Regions from separate parts of the Homo sapiens genome. Here all the other regions are linked to region 3. A link is a contact called in ENCODE Hi-C or POLR2A ChIA-PET data. All regions are on one chromosome and are shown on one strand. The core of a region is the stretch at or near the end of the contact, and the rest is flanking DNA. Distances in the headings are between cores, read along the strand shown.

Evidence for each region. Hi-C counts contacts between places; a loop is a spot of excess contacts on that map. ChIA-PET counts read pairs that join two places held with the same protein, here RNA polymerase II (POLR2A). Pooled maps may share reads with other maps.
Region 1: a map of endothelial cell of umbilical vein shows a loop between it and region 3 (10-fold over the local background). The contact joins the enhancer-like site here to the promoter of NAV2 in region 3. A Hi-C loop is called at or near these places in 10 of 168 maps with a recorded cell type or tissue (MCF 10A, PC-3, aorta and 6 more) and 8 of 50 pooled maps. POLR2A ChIA-PET finds 5 or more read pairs at or near these places in 6 of 52 experiments (AG04449, AG04450, PC-3 and 3 more).
Region 2: a pooled map shows a loop between it and region 3 (2.7-fold over the local background). The contact joins the enhancer-like site here to the promoter of NAV2 in region 3. A Hi-C loop is called at or near these places in 1 of 37 single-sample maps with no recorded cell type and 4 of 50 pooled maps. POLR2A ChIA-PET finds 5 or more read pairs at or near these places in 4 of 52 experiments (B cell, Caco-2, GM12878 and 1 more).
Region 4: a map of sigmoid colon shows a loop between it and region 3 (8-fold over the local background). The contact joins the enhancer-like site here to the promoter of NAV2 in region 3. A Hi-C loop is called at or near these places in 9 of 168 maps with a recorded cell type or tissue (MCF 10A, Right ventricle myocardium inferior, endothelial cell of umbilical vein and 6 more) and 9 of 50 pooled maps. POLR2A ChIA-PET finds 5 or more read pairs at or near these places in 2 of 52 experiments (MCF 10A and PC-3).
Region 5: a loop to region 3 is called in a pooled map, with 2.5 times the contacts of the local background. The contact joins the enhancer-like site here to the promoter of NAV2 in region 3. A Hi-C loop is called at or near these places in 2 of 50 pooled maps. POLR2A ChIA-PET finds 5 or more read pairs at or near these places in 2 of 52 experiments (RWPE1 and SK-N-SH).

What each region holds. Positions count from the first base shown.
Region 1 is chr11:19,594,917-19,597,745 of GRCh38, forward strand. It overlaps a transcript of NAV2 not described here. Among named protein-coding and RNA genes, the nearest start is that of MIR4486, 21 kb to the left of the region's middle. Within about 2 kb of position 1,580, at least 17 of the 41 ENCODE cell types and tissues checked have a DNase peak (open chromatin) inside an H3K27ac peak, as active enhancers do; they include PC-3, ascending aorta, endothelial cell of umbilical vein and 1 more, where a contact is called at or near this core.
Region 2 is chr11:19,789,688-19,792,573 of GRCh38, forward strand. The region is part of intron 1 of NAV2 (neuron navigator 2); the gene reads left to right. Among named protein-coding and RNA genes, the nearest start is that of MIR4694, 31 kb to the left of the region's middle. Within about 2 kb of position 1,549, at least 2 of the 41 ENCODE cell types and tissues checked have a DNase peak (open chromatin) inside an H3K27ac peak, as active enhancers do.
Region 3 is chr11:19,711,584-19,714,350 of GRCh38, forward strand. It overlaps NAV2 (neuron navigator 2), which reads left to right and starts at 1,254. Exons shown (of 38, transcript NM_145117.5): 1 at 1,254-2,379. The coding sequence starts at 2,113. It overlaps LEISA1 (lncRNA enhancing IL-6/STAT3 signaling activation 1), which reads right to left. Exons shown (of 1, transcript NR_015384.2): 1 at 1-2,767. RefSeq lists silencers at 959-1,488, 1,129-1,322.
Region 4 is chr11:19,615,172-19,617,871 of GRCh38, forward strand. It overlaps a transcript of NAV2 not described here. Among named protein-coding and RNA genes, the nearest start is that of MIR4486, 41 kb to the left of the region's middle. Within about 2 kb of position 1,325, at least 5 of the 41 ENCODE cell types and tissues checked have a DNase peak (open chromatin) inside an H3K27ac peak, as active enhancers do.
Region 5 is chr11:19,827,899-19,830,706 of GRCh38, forward strand. All of the region lies in intron 1 of NAV2 (neuron navigator 2), which reads left to right. Among named protein-coding and RNA genes, the nearest start is that of MIR4694, 69 kb to the left of the region's middle. Within about 2 kb of position 1,358, at least 5 of the 41 ENCODE cell types and tissues checked have a DNase peak (open chromatin) inside an H3K27ac peak, as active enhancers do.

The sequences.
Region 1 (2,829 bases), core at 330-2,829, 120 kb before region 3:
TAATAACTAACATCTATCAAGCACTTACTTTGTGTCAGAATCTGCTTAAGTTCATCAAAATTAAGATTAGACACCAAGACAAGGACTTAGGTGCAAGTTTATATGGGAGGGGATCCCAGGAAGCGATGTGAGAGAACAGGGAAGTGAGATGGGGAGGAGTCATTTTGGTGGGCAATGGGGGCTCAGTCCCACTGGACATCCTCTTAGAGACTGAGAAACACACCTCAGAATCTCCACTGCTGTGTTTATCCACCATCTTCCAGTCCTTATTGGTGGAGGGTCACTCCTGGGGCATTCATTCCACCACACCTTTGACCTGCCCTGTCCTTGGGCTAAGCATGTAACCATGACCAGGGAGCATCCTCAGGAGAAAGACTCAGGAAGGCATTGGCACATACAAGGAACTGAACTATCTGTATGGGGCTTTGAGATTGGCTGAGGGGAAATTGATGAATGCTAGCAGTGTCTGCTACACCACTTTAAGCACTTTATAATATTAACTCATTTACTTCATGCAACAACACTATGAAATGTTCTATTATTATCCCCATTTTATAGATGAGGAAACTGAGACACAGAGGGGTTTTACAACTTGATCAAGGTTCTCCAGTCAGTCTGATTTCAGAGCCTGCATTCTTTTTTTATTTTTATTTTTTGAGACAGGATCTCACTCTGTTGCCCAGGCTGGAGTGCAATGGCACGATCATGACTCACTGTAGCCTCAACCACCCAAGCTCAAGTGATTCTCCCACCTCAGAGCCTCCCGAGTAGCTGGGACCACAGACACACCACCATGAAGGCTAATTAAAAAAAAAAAATTTTTTTTTTAGTGATGGGGTCTCACTATGTTGCCCAGGCTGGTCTCAAACATCTGGACTTAAGCAGTCCCCCTGCCTTGGTCTCCCAAAGTGCTGGGATTACAGGCATAAGCCACCATGCCTGGCCAGAGCCTGCATTCTTTCGAGAAGTTTTGACCATAATTCTCAGTAAAAAATGTATTTTATATCACAATTCCGCTCCCAAACACACTTACACTAAATAAATAAAAGATTCCTAAAACAATACTCATCTGTACCACGTGCAGTGCACTCTGAAATTTTCTGTTTTTTTTATTAATCACGTTATTTTAAAAATGGTATTAGTCACCCACTAAATTGTTTTCATAACCCAGTAATGGGCTGCAACCCACGGTTTTGGAAAAGACAGTGCTCTAAAATTCTATTTTATAGGACAATGTTGATGTCATAAGGCTGGCATGGGGAATGATATGGGGTAGGTGCCCAGGGAAGGCTGGTTTCCTTGTGTGCCCTTTCTGGCAAACCAGAGCCTATGAGCTGCTACCTTCTAGGCTTGCATACAGAGGCCTGGCTGAACCTAGCACATTTCTTAAATCCTAGACTTGCCCTAGTGGAATCTGCTCAGCCTCCTCCCTGGGGATGGGCACCATCTTGGGCTGTGACCTTCAATTCACCGGCTCCCCAGAAGCCAGCTCCTCCTTGGGAGGTGAGGTTATACCCTGTCCCCACAACGTTGTCATTTCCTTCCCCTGAGTCTCTCTGTGTGAGGATTGTTCCCCTAATCAGGATGGAGACGCAGTTCATTACAAGCTGGTGAGGCAACGGCTCTGTGCTCCAGGCCCGAGACAGGCTGTCTGGGAGCTTGGCCAGCCTCCCACTGCCCCGGACACCAGGGCAGTGGCCTCAGAGCAGAACCAGCTCGCTGGGTTTGTCTGCCCCCTTCCCAAGGGACACAGGCAGACAGACACTGTTTGCTGAGACTTCCACAGCTTTCATTATTACAAAACCTCTGCCATGCTCAGACAATGAGTTTCAGCAAATGATGGCACTACTTCCGAGAGCATCTGTAGAGCACCTAGAATAACAACTGGACTTTATTGAGTGTTTACCATGCACCAAGCCCTGGGCTAAACACTTCATCTGCAGGCTGTTCGTCTTTACGGCAAACCCAGTAGGTAGGTATAACTATCCCCACTCTGCAGATGCAGAAACGGAGGCACAGAATGTTTTGGTAGCTAAACAAGCTCACCAGGAGGCTAGAAGGTGGCCACACCTAGCTGGCCCCCCTGACTCCACCAACTGCCTCCCTTTGCTGTATTGCATGCAAGAATGTGACTCCAAGTTTTTCCTTCCTTCTGGATCCAACTCTGGCTTCACTCTGCTCAGCAACCAGGTGAGTTTCCATAGGTGACTTTGTCTCTCTGAGCCAAGTTTCCTTATCTGTAAAACAGGGCCTAGTGGTACTTCCTTCCTCAGGCTGTTAGGAAGAGTAAATGAAATAATGTATATAAATGCATCTCCCAGAGCTCCTAACACATAAGAAGTGCTCAATAAATCTATTTATGAAAGAGTTGATTCAGCTGTTTTCCTACTGACTTGACAGTATCCCACAGCCATTTCCCAGAGGCATGATGTCACCATCCAGAGGATAATAGCAGCCAATCTAGAAACCTCCATGTGTTCCTGGGCTTCTCATATTTATGCCTTGTCTTGCCTCGCTGCCCCATCTTACTACTGACTTCCCTGGGGCAGAAATCTCCAATATGACTAATATCTCTTGGAGGGCTATGAAGAAGCCATTTATTTCCTCCAACAACAGTCCCTTCCACCCAGGATGAGGAGAATAGCCATGTGGTGGCTGCAGAGCCTGGTGCAGAAATTCTCATTAGCTGCAGTTTAATTACTGCCTGCCGTATAGGTTTTTAATAACAGTAAGTCCCAATTAGTTGCTTGTTACTTCAGAAATAATTACTGATAGTGGACCTTTGTCTCTGTTTTAATTCCAGCTTCATGCCCAAGCTGCGGAAGTCTA
Region 2 (2,886 bases), core at 299-2,798, 78 kb after region 3:
TTATTGTCCAGTGGAAGAGGTGACTTTGGAGAACAGGATAGCATATAATTGTGCTAAATAGCATGGCACTGTTTTGAGTATCTTTGTAGTTGCTTTGAATTAGTGCTGGGGCTTCCTCCCCCTTTCTGGACCAGACTCGGCTGTAAGAAGCATGGAGAAGTAATGAAGATTTTTTACATTCTCAGACTGCTTTCTGGGAATCCTGCAAAGTCCCGACTTCTTCTCTGATTACCCTTCTCATGGCTGAGTTCAAGAGCATTTTGAAACCCGGACTTTGAATCTGGGAAAATGCTTTATGACCATTTTTATGACCTCAAAGCAACCCGCTAAGGCAAGTTATTTCCCTCTCTTTGCCAAGGGGGAAAAACCAAGGATCTGGTAAATTGCCCAGGATTTCCCAGCCTCGGATGCTATCTTGTGGGCGGCTCTCATGCTCCCGGCTGCATGCTGTCCCTTCCATTAGACGTGCTTTGGCCGTTTGAGGAAGGGCCTGGTCAGTAACCTCAGCCCACATTTTCATGGATTTCATGGTCTTCCTCTGGAAGGAGGAAAGCCCAATTCAGAGAACCATATACTGTTAGAACTGCAAGTTTTCAAGACAGAGTTCTAGTCCAAACCAATCCTTTTATACTCGGGCCAACTGACATCCAGAGAGGGAAAGTGATTTGCTTAAGGTCACAGCCCAAAGTCTCTGACTTCCAGCCCAGGGCATTTTTTGTTCCAACACAGTTGTCTCTTATTAGAAGAGTGTCCTCAGCACCCACGAGTTTTTATTCTTAGAGATAGGGTAGTACAGTAAGCACAGAAAGGGCTCAGAGCAATTCCTTACACAGCATAAGGGCTGTGTAAATGTTGCTTTCATTGTTGTGAAACTGCTGCTTATTAGCTGTGTGACCCAGGACAAGTTATTTGATATGTCTGAGACTATGATTCCTCCTCTGTAAGAGTAACTCTGGTTCATCAGAATTGTTGAATAGATTAGAGATTATGTGTATGAGGCACCTACCTGCCTGTATAGTAGGCTCTGAGTAAATGGTCACATCTTTTACTGCCCCCCAAGGTGTGAGGCAACCAGCACATCATGCAACACCAAGTCGCTAACAGTTGTTCCTTTCTGTTTGCAAAAGGGGGGAATATTAGGGCTGGATCTGCTGCCACTTCCAGGGAAGAACTGCAGCTTCAATTACTTTTCACTTAAAAGGAATATTGCTTGTTTTTTTTTTTTTTATTTGTTAGCATTTATTGGGCACTTACTAGGTGGCAATCACTGTTCTGTGCCTTTACACACATTATGTAATTTGTCTGCACAACAGTCCCTGTGATGTAAGTACTATTATTATCCTAATATGATAGATAAGGAAACTAAGTCTCAGAAGGTGATAATTTACCCAGAGTTAGTTAGTAAGAGGGAAAGCCACAATTTCAAACCCAGAACAATCTGGCTTGAAAACTATACCCTTAACCATTCTCGGCCAGGAACTGTGCCAGGCCCTGGTTGCAGACAAGTCCTGCCCACGTGGACATCACTCACATCAAGGACAGCAGAGGAGGATGGAGCACCTTCCCAGGTTAACCATTACCACCTCACCAGCTGCCAAATGGCAAGAGGGCAAGGCGTTGGAACCGCATCTTTGAGCTCCTCCCCTTCCCTATCCAGCCCGCCCCTTGTACTGCACCCACCAATCTGCTGGGGCCTCTGAACACGTCAAGCCCGCCAAGTTCCTTTCCTTTCCTGGCCCAGGTGTGGAGCCCCTGGGGAGCACACGCTGGCATGACAGGAAGAAGCTGTGCCTGAGAGCTGTTCAAAGGAGCATCTTAATCTGCACATGAGAGAGACCTCATCCCATTGCTGTTGGTAAATACACTTGGTAGCAGAGTTGGGGTGCTGCAGAGTTCTTCCCTCCCTAAAAAGAGTTAGTTCCATGTGAGAACATCTGTGACTGGTTGCCTTTCTCAAGCTTGGTAAGCACTTGGGGCAAGCCGAGTGTTTGGGTTGGAATCTCAGGCCATAACCATCCAGAGAGCGGGCACTCAGTCTCCCCAGAAGAAAGCCTGGCAGGAGAGGAAGGCAGCAAGGTGTGGGGAAAGCATAGGACTTATTCAAATTTCAGCTTTGCCAAGCACTGCTTACATGGCTCTGGGCCTCATTCACTCCGCTGTAGTGTGGAGATGGTCATTCCTCTCCACCTAAGATGATTTTTAGAGGGGCTATATGGTAGACATGTGTGAGCATAGGTGCTAACAGAGTGCCTGGCCCCAGGAGATGCTTTGCAATGTTCAGTTTCTTCCACCATCTCTGTGCAGCACCAATGCTGGGCCCCCATGAGAGGACTGTCCTGGGCATGGTGGGGGAGAGAAGGGTGATTGTTCTGCACATGTGTGACAGTTTATATACCGTTATATACATGCATGGCAATTTATATACCAAAGTGGTGGTGGGAGGTAATTAAATTTAGAGACTGACAGGAGATCCTCTTTTCTGCATGTCTCTCCAACACACATATACTTAGGTCCAGGTCCCAGGCTTTAGGAGCTCTGTGCCAGTGACATTCCTTCCTGTCATGGGTCCCTTTGCCTCTCCCTTCTCCCATAATTTCTTCTGGAAGTCAAAGCTCTCACTGCCAGGGGGATTTTGTTCTAAGTAGTGGGGGGCATTGCCCCCTCCTCCTGCCCTCCGAAGGATTTGGCCAGCCCATTGGCTCCTCGTACCAAGCCTGACACCCTGGTCTGCTGCAGGGGAGAGCACTCTTGGTAAATGAGAATGGTTTTTCTGAGCCCATTGAAGATCCGTGTCCTAACTGTATGCACCTCACGCTTCCAGAGGGAAAGAGAAAACCTCTATTCCTCCTTGCTGCTGTGACACTGCTGCTGTTTGAGGAAGCTGGG
Region 3 (2,767 bases), core at 4-2,503:
AGTTAATAGCATCTGAGTTATTCTAAATCAATGCTATCAGCACTGAAGATCAGGCTATAGGGTGGGCACAAAGTGTCCTGGAAACAAAGAAGAAAGACAAATAGTTTATAAACAGAGATGACTTTGGGGGAAAGCAGCAGTAATTTAACAACAGGGAAAATAAAGCCCAGCTTTTATTGGTCTCTTACATTGCCAGGTACTTGTGCTAAATGACTGCCATGCACCAACCATCTCATTTAATCCAAACAACAGCTCATTAGGTAAATGTCGTCAAGCCTCCACCTTACTACATGTGAAAACAGAAGCTTTATAAGCATGCATGTAAGCTTAAATAACTTGCCCACTTCTAATCCAAGCAGTTCTACAGGGTGGGAGGCTCCTCATTCATAAATCGCGAAGGCTGGCCTGCCTGATCATCTCTCAGTTTCCTTCTTATTCTCATCCACTTTCAGTCAGCGAGGAAACCACAGAGCAACCCAAACAGCGAATTCGAGTCGAGGAACCTGTTGGGGCCAGTGCGTCCCAGGCGCGGACAGGGAGGGGCTCCATGAAACGCAGCAAGGTTTGGCCAGAGCCTGCCGGGGTCATGGAGCCTCTCCCGGCTTCTTCAGGCCACTCTAATTACAGAGTCTGTGGTAGGTTGCGTGGAGGAGCTGTCTCGGGGCGGGAAGCTTCCCTGCGTATTGTATTTGCCTATAAATACTTCAAATAGTTAAGTGAAATGTGCAGCCTTTGAAAACTGGAGAGGAAGCCGTTGGGAGGCCCCCCGCCCAGCCGGCCTGGAAGAGCAGGCAGAGAAATGGCTGGCGCGCTCTTAAAGCGGGAGACGAGCTTCGGCCCTGCCCAAGCCAGATGGGGGCAGCGAGGCTGCGGGCGTGACTCCGGAAGACTCAAACCGTTAAGGTGACCGGAGCAATTTGAAAAAGGAAACAAACTTCCCTCGAGCCGTGCCCGCGTGGCTCTGGGGCGGACGGTTGCGTTCGAAAGGGCATTTTTCAAAAGAAGGGTTTCAGGAACGCAGGGGTGTGGGCCCCCCGGGAGGCGCGCGGCCGGGGCAGTGCCGCAAAGCGGCCACCAGCCCGCTTTGTACTCGCGGCCAAGCGCGGCCCCAGAGTTTCGGCGGCGGCCAGAGTTTAGGCCACACCCTCTTTGCAGTGAGACCCGCGGCCGCTGATTGGCGCACCGTGGACCAATGGGCGCGCCGGGGCGGCCCCGGCTGTCAGCGCGCGCCGCAGCAGCGCCGGCAGCAGCCTGTCCTCCCCTGCGCTGAGCCCCGCAGCCAGCGCAGCCTTCCCGGGAAGCGCGGCGGCCGCTCCCGAGCGCAGCCCTGCCCGGCCCGCCAGCCGCGCGTCCCGGCGCCCGCGCCCCACGGCCACAGCCTTGCCTCTATCTAGCTCACGGAGCATGTGCAGACCCGCAGGCGCTAAGGTGCTCTCAGTCCGGGGGCCTTCTGGGCAGCGGTGACTGTCACCCCAAGAGAGACCTTTCGGGGGCTCTTGCCGCACCTCTGCTGCGTCGCGGGTGACACTGCGGTGCTCGCGAGCAGGGTGGCAGCTGCCTCTCGGTGGAGACGTCTTGGGACCCTTGCGCCCTTCTTCTCTCCTTCCTTCGCTGCTGTCTCCTTTCCTTCCTTGGCTGCTCGCTCTTTCTCTCGCCGGCTCAGACCCGTAGCCTCCGGAACGGGACTCGTGGGTCGCCGCCGCCTCTGTCTCTTCCAAAGGGGCCTCCTCACTTCGGAGATGCAGTGACAAGTTAATATGGGCGTCCAAGCCTCTGTTTCCCAGGAGGAAATTTGCAAGAGGCGGCAGCCCCTGAGCGCCCAGAGCTCTTGAAAGGCCACCCAGGAGAGGTGTGAGACCCGGCGGCAGCATCCGTCCAGGTGGGACCCGCTGAGCGCCGTGGCCAGTCCCCCATTCCCATCCCGGCACCCCAAAGGCGCGCTCGCCCGATTGCTTCGAGTTCCCCGACCTGGGGATTTTTTTTTTAGCCGCTGGTGGTGGGCGCCTCGTGGGCTAAGGCCCGGCGCCTGCTCTGCTACCCGCGCTGCCTTTAGCGGTCGCCCCCGCCGCCGCTGCCAGGGACGTGCTGGGAAAGCCCAAGCCCCGGGAGAAGATGCCGGCCATCCTGGTCGCCTCCAAAATGAAGTCGGGACTGCCCAAACCCGTGCACAGCGCCGCGCCCATCCTGCACGTGCCCCCGGCCCGGGCGGGCCCCCAGCCCTGCTACCTGAAGTTGGGAAGCAAGGTGGAGGTGAGCAAGACCACCTATCCTAGCCAGATCCCCCTGAAATCGCAGGTGCTGCAGGGGCTGCAGGAGCCAGCGGGGGAGGGGCTCCCGCTGCGGAAGAGCGGCTCGGTGGAAAACGGGTTCGATACCCAGGTGAGAGATGCCGTTTGCCGGGGTACTGTTCTGGAAGGATGGATGAATAGTTCTTTCGGGATGGTGTGGGAGAAAGGGCTGGATGGGAGAAGGGTCTACCATGTGGCCAGGGAAGGGAACCATTCCCCTTAGGCCGGCAGGTTGGGGGATGCGCGAGGAGAGTGGGCCGGCCGGTGGGTGTGGCCCGGGTGCCGGAGGTTTGCCTTAAGAGCTCTTCGAGACCTGGGATGGCGGGCACGTCTGCAGCATCTTCCTGGGGAGGAGGAAAGGTCGGGATGTTCTCAAAAAACGTGTGCATCGCTGGAAATGTGAGGTCCTGCATGTTGAGGTCTTGGCCCCAAGAAGCCAGTATCCGCAGCAGCAGCTGTGTGTCTGTCTGGCGGTTCCG
Region 4 (2,700 bases), core at 75-2,574, 96 kb before region 3:
CAGATGTATATATAATATACTAAAATATGTAAAAATATACTGTATATATCATACATATGATATATATATAATGACCAGAGTTTTTCACACTTAAATGGATTTATGTTCATATTCAAACTCCTCTATTTACTAATGGTTTGACTTAAAACTTGCTGAACTCCTCTGAGCCTCTATTTCCTTATTTGTAAAATGGGGATAATAATAGTATGTCCTCATATGGTTGTTGTAAAAGCCAAGTAAGTTATACGTAATGTCTTAGGCAATGTCTAACAGAGTGCCTCACCACTGTTTTGCGTTTATTATTGTTACTAAAAATGCATTTCGTATATGTATATATACATATACACCCATATACACATATATAAAATGCATTTTTAGTAACAATAATAAATGCAAAACAGTGGCTAGGCGCTCAGTGCTAGACATTCATTATATACATATACACATATATGAAATGCATTTTTAGTAATAATATTTCTGAGCCATAATGAATCAGCTCTAAAAGGGGAAGCATTGAAGATGGCGATGAAATGATTCATGTCCCCTTATTACCAGAGGAATTGTGAGCTTAATCGTAGCAGCCTCCATTTATTGAGAGCGTGTGATGTGCTAGCACCCTGCTCCTGCTTCAAATTCTCATTACACTGAATCTTAGCAAAGCAACCACATAGGGTAGGCTTGTTTTATTTTTCAGAAAACTGAAGCAGTAAGCCCATCAGCTCCGTCTGAGTCCACTGTTGGGGGGATCCTGACCTGTAGCCAGCCCCTACCCCTAACCCTGTAAGCAGAGCGCTGCCTCCCCATCATCATGCTCTCAGAGCTGTTTGTTTTCATGATGTCCACTTTATCTGACAGCCCACACACAGCCACACAGCTCAGGGGCATTGCTCCAGGGTGCAGAATTTTTACAAGCAGCACACAGTGGAAACATTCACGGGGTTTTTTTTTTCTTTCCTTTTTTCCAAAATAGAGCCCCGTAGACTGTATGAATGTGTATTCACATTTAGGCCTACATGTCCTTCTTGGAGTCCAGAAGTCCAGGGCACACCATGCTGAGTATTTCTGTGTTTGTAATTTAATGTGGGCCCACCTCTCATTATCAGTGTTCAGAGATAACCATTTTTGCTTCTGACTGTGTGTGTGTGTGTGTGTGTGTGTGTGTGTGCGCGCGCATGATCTGTGGCTCTCTGGGCTGGCCTCCCCTATGTGTGTGTATTGCAGCCTGTTTGTAAGCCTGGGTATATGCCCGCCTTTCTCCCAAGGGTGTCCATAGACACACATAAACTATCCTTCACTTCTGTTGTTGAGACTCTCCTAGGACACTTTGCTCCCGCGGAGCAGGGAGAGTTGGGAGAGGGAATGTTTAGTCTGGAAGGCAGTCAGGCAGGCAGCTGGAGACTCCCTGTGGAGCACCCAGGCTGGCGAGCTGGCCCCCAGGGTTGCTCCACGTGCCCTGATGATGGGGAGGACAGGGCTGTCCTGCATGCCCTGAGACCAAGGAGCACAATGCTTCTGCTTGGGTGACACTAGGCCTAGGATGGCTCCTCTGGCATAAGTGGTGAGAGGGCTCTCAGCAAACCCCAGCCCTATCAAGATGGGTTCCTTTTTCCTTTTCCTGGTTCTTTTCAGTCCTCAGAATAGGTTTTTATGCTGAATTGAGGCTGAGGGGTTAGCATAGAGATGTAGAAAGAGCATGAGGCTTTGGTGTCAGGCAGACCTAAGATAGAATTCTGCCTTTGCCATGTACTCATCATTTAATACTAAGACAGGGAAAATTACTTACCCTCTGAGCCGCAGTCTCCTCATCTATAACATGGGTCTCATAACGTTACATTGCAGGCTCATTTGGGGGCCTAAATGATAAAATCTGTGTCAAGTACCTAGCTTGTTCTCTCCTTTTTTCCCCTATTTTCTCCCTAGAAGTCTAGGTAATACAGATTTCTGACTGGAGCAGCAGGGCAACACCACATGTTTCTTTTCTTTCTAGGAAAAGGGCTATTTATTTCTGATGACCTAGTTGAGAGGCAGCAGGGTCAGGGAAAGGATGTATCTTTGAAAATGGTTTCTTTTAGCTTCCTATAACTTGAGGGTAATTTCTCATGCCCTAGTTAGGTGGGTGTTAGGAGGACATCTTAGGAGGATGTTGGCAGCTGGAGTAGGGGTAGGTTGGAATTCTGCAGAAAGCATACACCTTCCTTCCCAACAGGTTTATAAGCCAGTAATCAGCCCTCTGTGGGTATATCAGCTATTAACTGTCTGGTAATGGGGGGATAACAGGCTGCTTGCTGCTCTGCTTTGAGGATTCTGTACTAAAGAGGACAGACACAGGCCTGCCTTCAAGGGACTTCCACTCTCATGGAGAGAGACACATGAATCAAGAAAATCCACATTAGCTAATTTCCAGGCAGTAAGTGCTATGAAGAAGATTAAATATGGTAGGTGTGATAAGAAGTGCATGGTAAAGTGTGAGGGTACCACTTAGGTAAGGTGGTCCCAGGAATGGCCTCCCTGAGGAGACAGTTTTGGTTGAAACCTGAATGAAAAGAAGCAGTACAACAATGATCTGGGAGGGAGGACTTTTCACCTTCTCCTACCCCTGCATTCAGATTACAAATCCATGTCCTTATGGTGGCTAAGTCCCTACACAATCTGACTTCCTCTCCTATCACTCCCCTCAGGCCATGCTGCTCCAGTCACAAT
Region 5 (2,808 bases), core at 108-2,607, 120 kb after region 3:
GGATCCTTTGTTCTATGAGTTTCACAAGCCTAGGTAGTAGAGCGGAATCCCGTCTCTACCAAGGGGAGGAAGGGGAGGGTGGGGAGGGAATCAACAATGAGCTGGGCGTGATGGCACCATCTGTAGTCCCAGCTACTCGGGAGGCTGAAGCAGGATGATCATTTGAGTCAGGGAAGCTGGCTGAGTTCGAAGCTGCAGTGAGCTTTGATTACCCCACTGCACCCCAGCCTGGGAGACAGAGTGAGACCTTGACTCTTAAAAACAATTTTTTAAGGGGGGGATGGTATAAAATAGATATAAAATTTACCATTTTAACCATTTTTCACATATACAATTTAGTGGCATTATGTACATTCATGTAACAAATGGTATATAACCATCACCATTATTTATCTCCAGAACTTTTTCAACATCCCAAACCAAAACTCTGTACCCATAAAACTTCCCTTTCCTCCCTCTGCCCAGACCCTTTTAACCCCTATTCTACTTCGTCTCTATGAATTTGATTCTTGTAGGTACCTCTGTAAGTGGAAACATGCAATATTGTCCTTTTGTATCTGGCTTATTTCACTTAGAATTACGTTTTCAAGGTTCATTCATGTTGTAACATGTTTCAGAATTTCATTCCTTTTTCAGGCTGGAGTGCAATGATGCATGACGGCTCACTGCAGCCTTGACCTACAGGGCTCAGGTGATCCCCCCACGTCAGCCTCCTCAGTAGCTGTGACTATGGGCACGTGCCATCACACCCGGCTAATTTTTTGTGTTTTTTGTAGGGAGGGGGTTTCACCACATTGCCCAGGATGGTCTTGAACTCCTGGGCTCAAGTTTGCCTTTAATTCAGTGGGAAGTGGGGAGCCATTGATGATTTTTTGAACGGGTAATTAGATTAGAGCTGCGCCCTAGGAAAGTTCGTTTGGCATTGGTGTGTAGGTAAATCAAAGTTGAGAGAAGAGCTCTTGTTTCAGAATGAGAAGTTCACTTTGGCAGAGCCGTTTCCAACCACTCTATCCTGTAGAAGTTCTTGTGAGTGTACCTGATACTTGTGTGGCCTCACCGTGGCTCTATAATCGCAGTGTGTGTGTATGTGCACTTGTTGAAATAAGTTTAACCTTGGCTTCTTGCTGTGTTGTGCAAACTCACAAAGAAACCTAGTTGTAGAGACAGTATGTCTATTTTAAAGAACCTTAATCATCTAAGAAGGGATGAGCTGAGGCACAGCATCTCATCCCACTCAGCTGTGCCCTTGTTGATGTTCACTTCTCACTCAGCTGATGTTTTAGGTGCACGTGGCTTTAAACTGTAAACTTCATGGTCCCTCCCACGTGGCTGAGGAAATCCCTCCAGGGTTTGAGAGAGCAGTGTGGTGCATCCCCTAGTTAGGGAAGGAAGCCTTGCTTTATATACCAGCCTGGCCGGTTTCTGACTTGTTTTTCTTTGACACTGTGCCATACTTTGTTATTCCAGGTAGGGGATATTCCAGACTCTTGAAATTTGGCTGTGAGAAGGGGAAGAAATCCTTGAGTCATTTGTATCCTGGAGATTCAGGGTGGAGGCTGTGGCCGATTTTGTTATGTCCATTTCACGAAGCTGTTAATAAAATTTTTTATTACTAACTTTTATTTACTGAACACTTAGCATGTGCCAGATTCTGTGACCTTTGTATGTATGAGCTCATTTCATCTTCATAATACCAATGATGTAGGTATCATTATCTTGCAAATGACAACACTTAGGCCAGAGGGCACAGAGGGAATTGATAGCATAGAAGCTAAGATTAAAGCAACTCTGTCAGTTCCAGAGCACGCCTCTTTATTACCCTTCTCCCCAATTGCCTTCACTTCCTGAGCCCCAGCATGGATCAGGACAGGCACTTCCATATAGTCCCACTCTGAGTCTTCACATCGACCTTCTGAAGCAGGCCTTATTGTACTCATTTTACAGGTGAGTAAACTGAAGCCCAGAAAAGTAGAGTCACTTATCCAAAGGCATTCAGATAGCAAGGGAAAGATCTAGGTTTGGGTTTTGATTACTTTTAAAATCTGGGACCGGGTGCGGTGGCTCACGCCTGTAATCCTAGCACTTTGGGAGGCTGAGGTGGGCAGATCACAAGGCCAGGAATTAGAGACCAGCCTGGCCAACATGGTGAAGCCTCATCTCTACTAAAAATACAAAAATTAGCCAAGCGTGGTGGCATGCACCTGTAATCCCAGCTACTTGGGAGGCTGAAGCAGGAGAATTTCTTGAACCCGGGAGGCGGAGGTTGCAGTGAGCCGAGATCACGCCACTGCACTCCAGGCTGGGTGACAGAACGAGACTCTGTCTTGGGAAAAAATAAATAAAAATAAAATAAGATAAATTCTTTCACTGAGAACATAATAGAGGCATGAACCTAGAGTCAGTAGGAGGATGCCACGGAAGGGATGAATAACTCGATTAACATTCACATTTGTATTCAGAGAGGCATTGCAGGATGTCAAAGGGATTGTAAAATAGGTTAGTCTGGGCTCAAATCCTGGCTCTGCCACTTATTTGTGACCTTGGACAGGTTACTTTACCTTTCTGCTCTTCAGTTTTCTCCTCTGAAAAGTGGACACAATAATAACCTCTGCCACATAGAATGAAGATTGAATGAGTTAACGTGTGTAAAATGTTTATGTCAGTGCCTGGCATGTAGTAGGCACTGTATGTTAGTTGGATTTATTAAGCTCCTTCTCTGCATAAGGCACTCTTTCAAAAGTGCTCTTGTAGGTACTTGGCATACGTCATTAAACAAAACATACCCAAATCCCTACTCTTGTGGAGCCT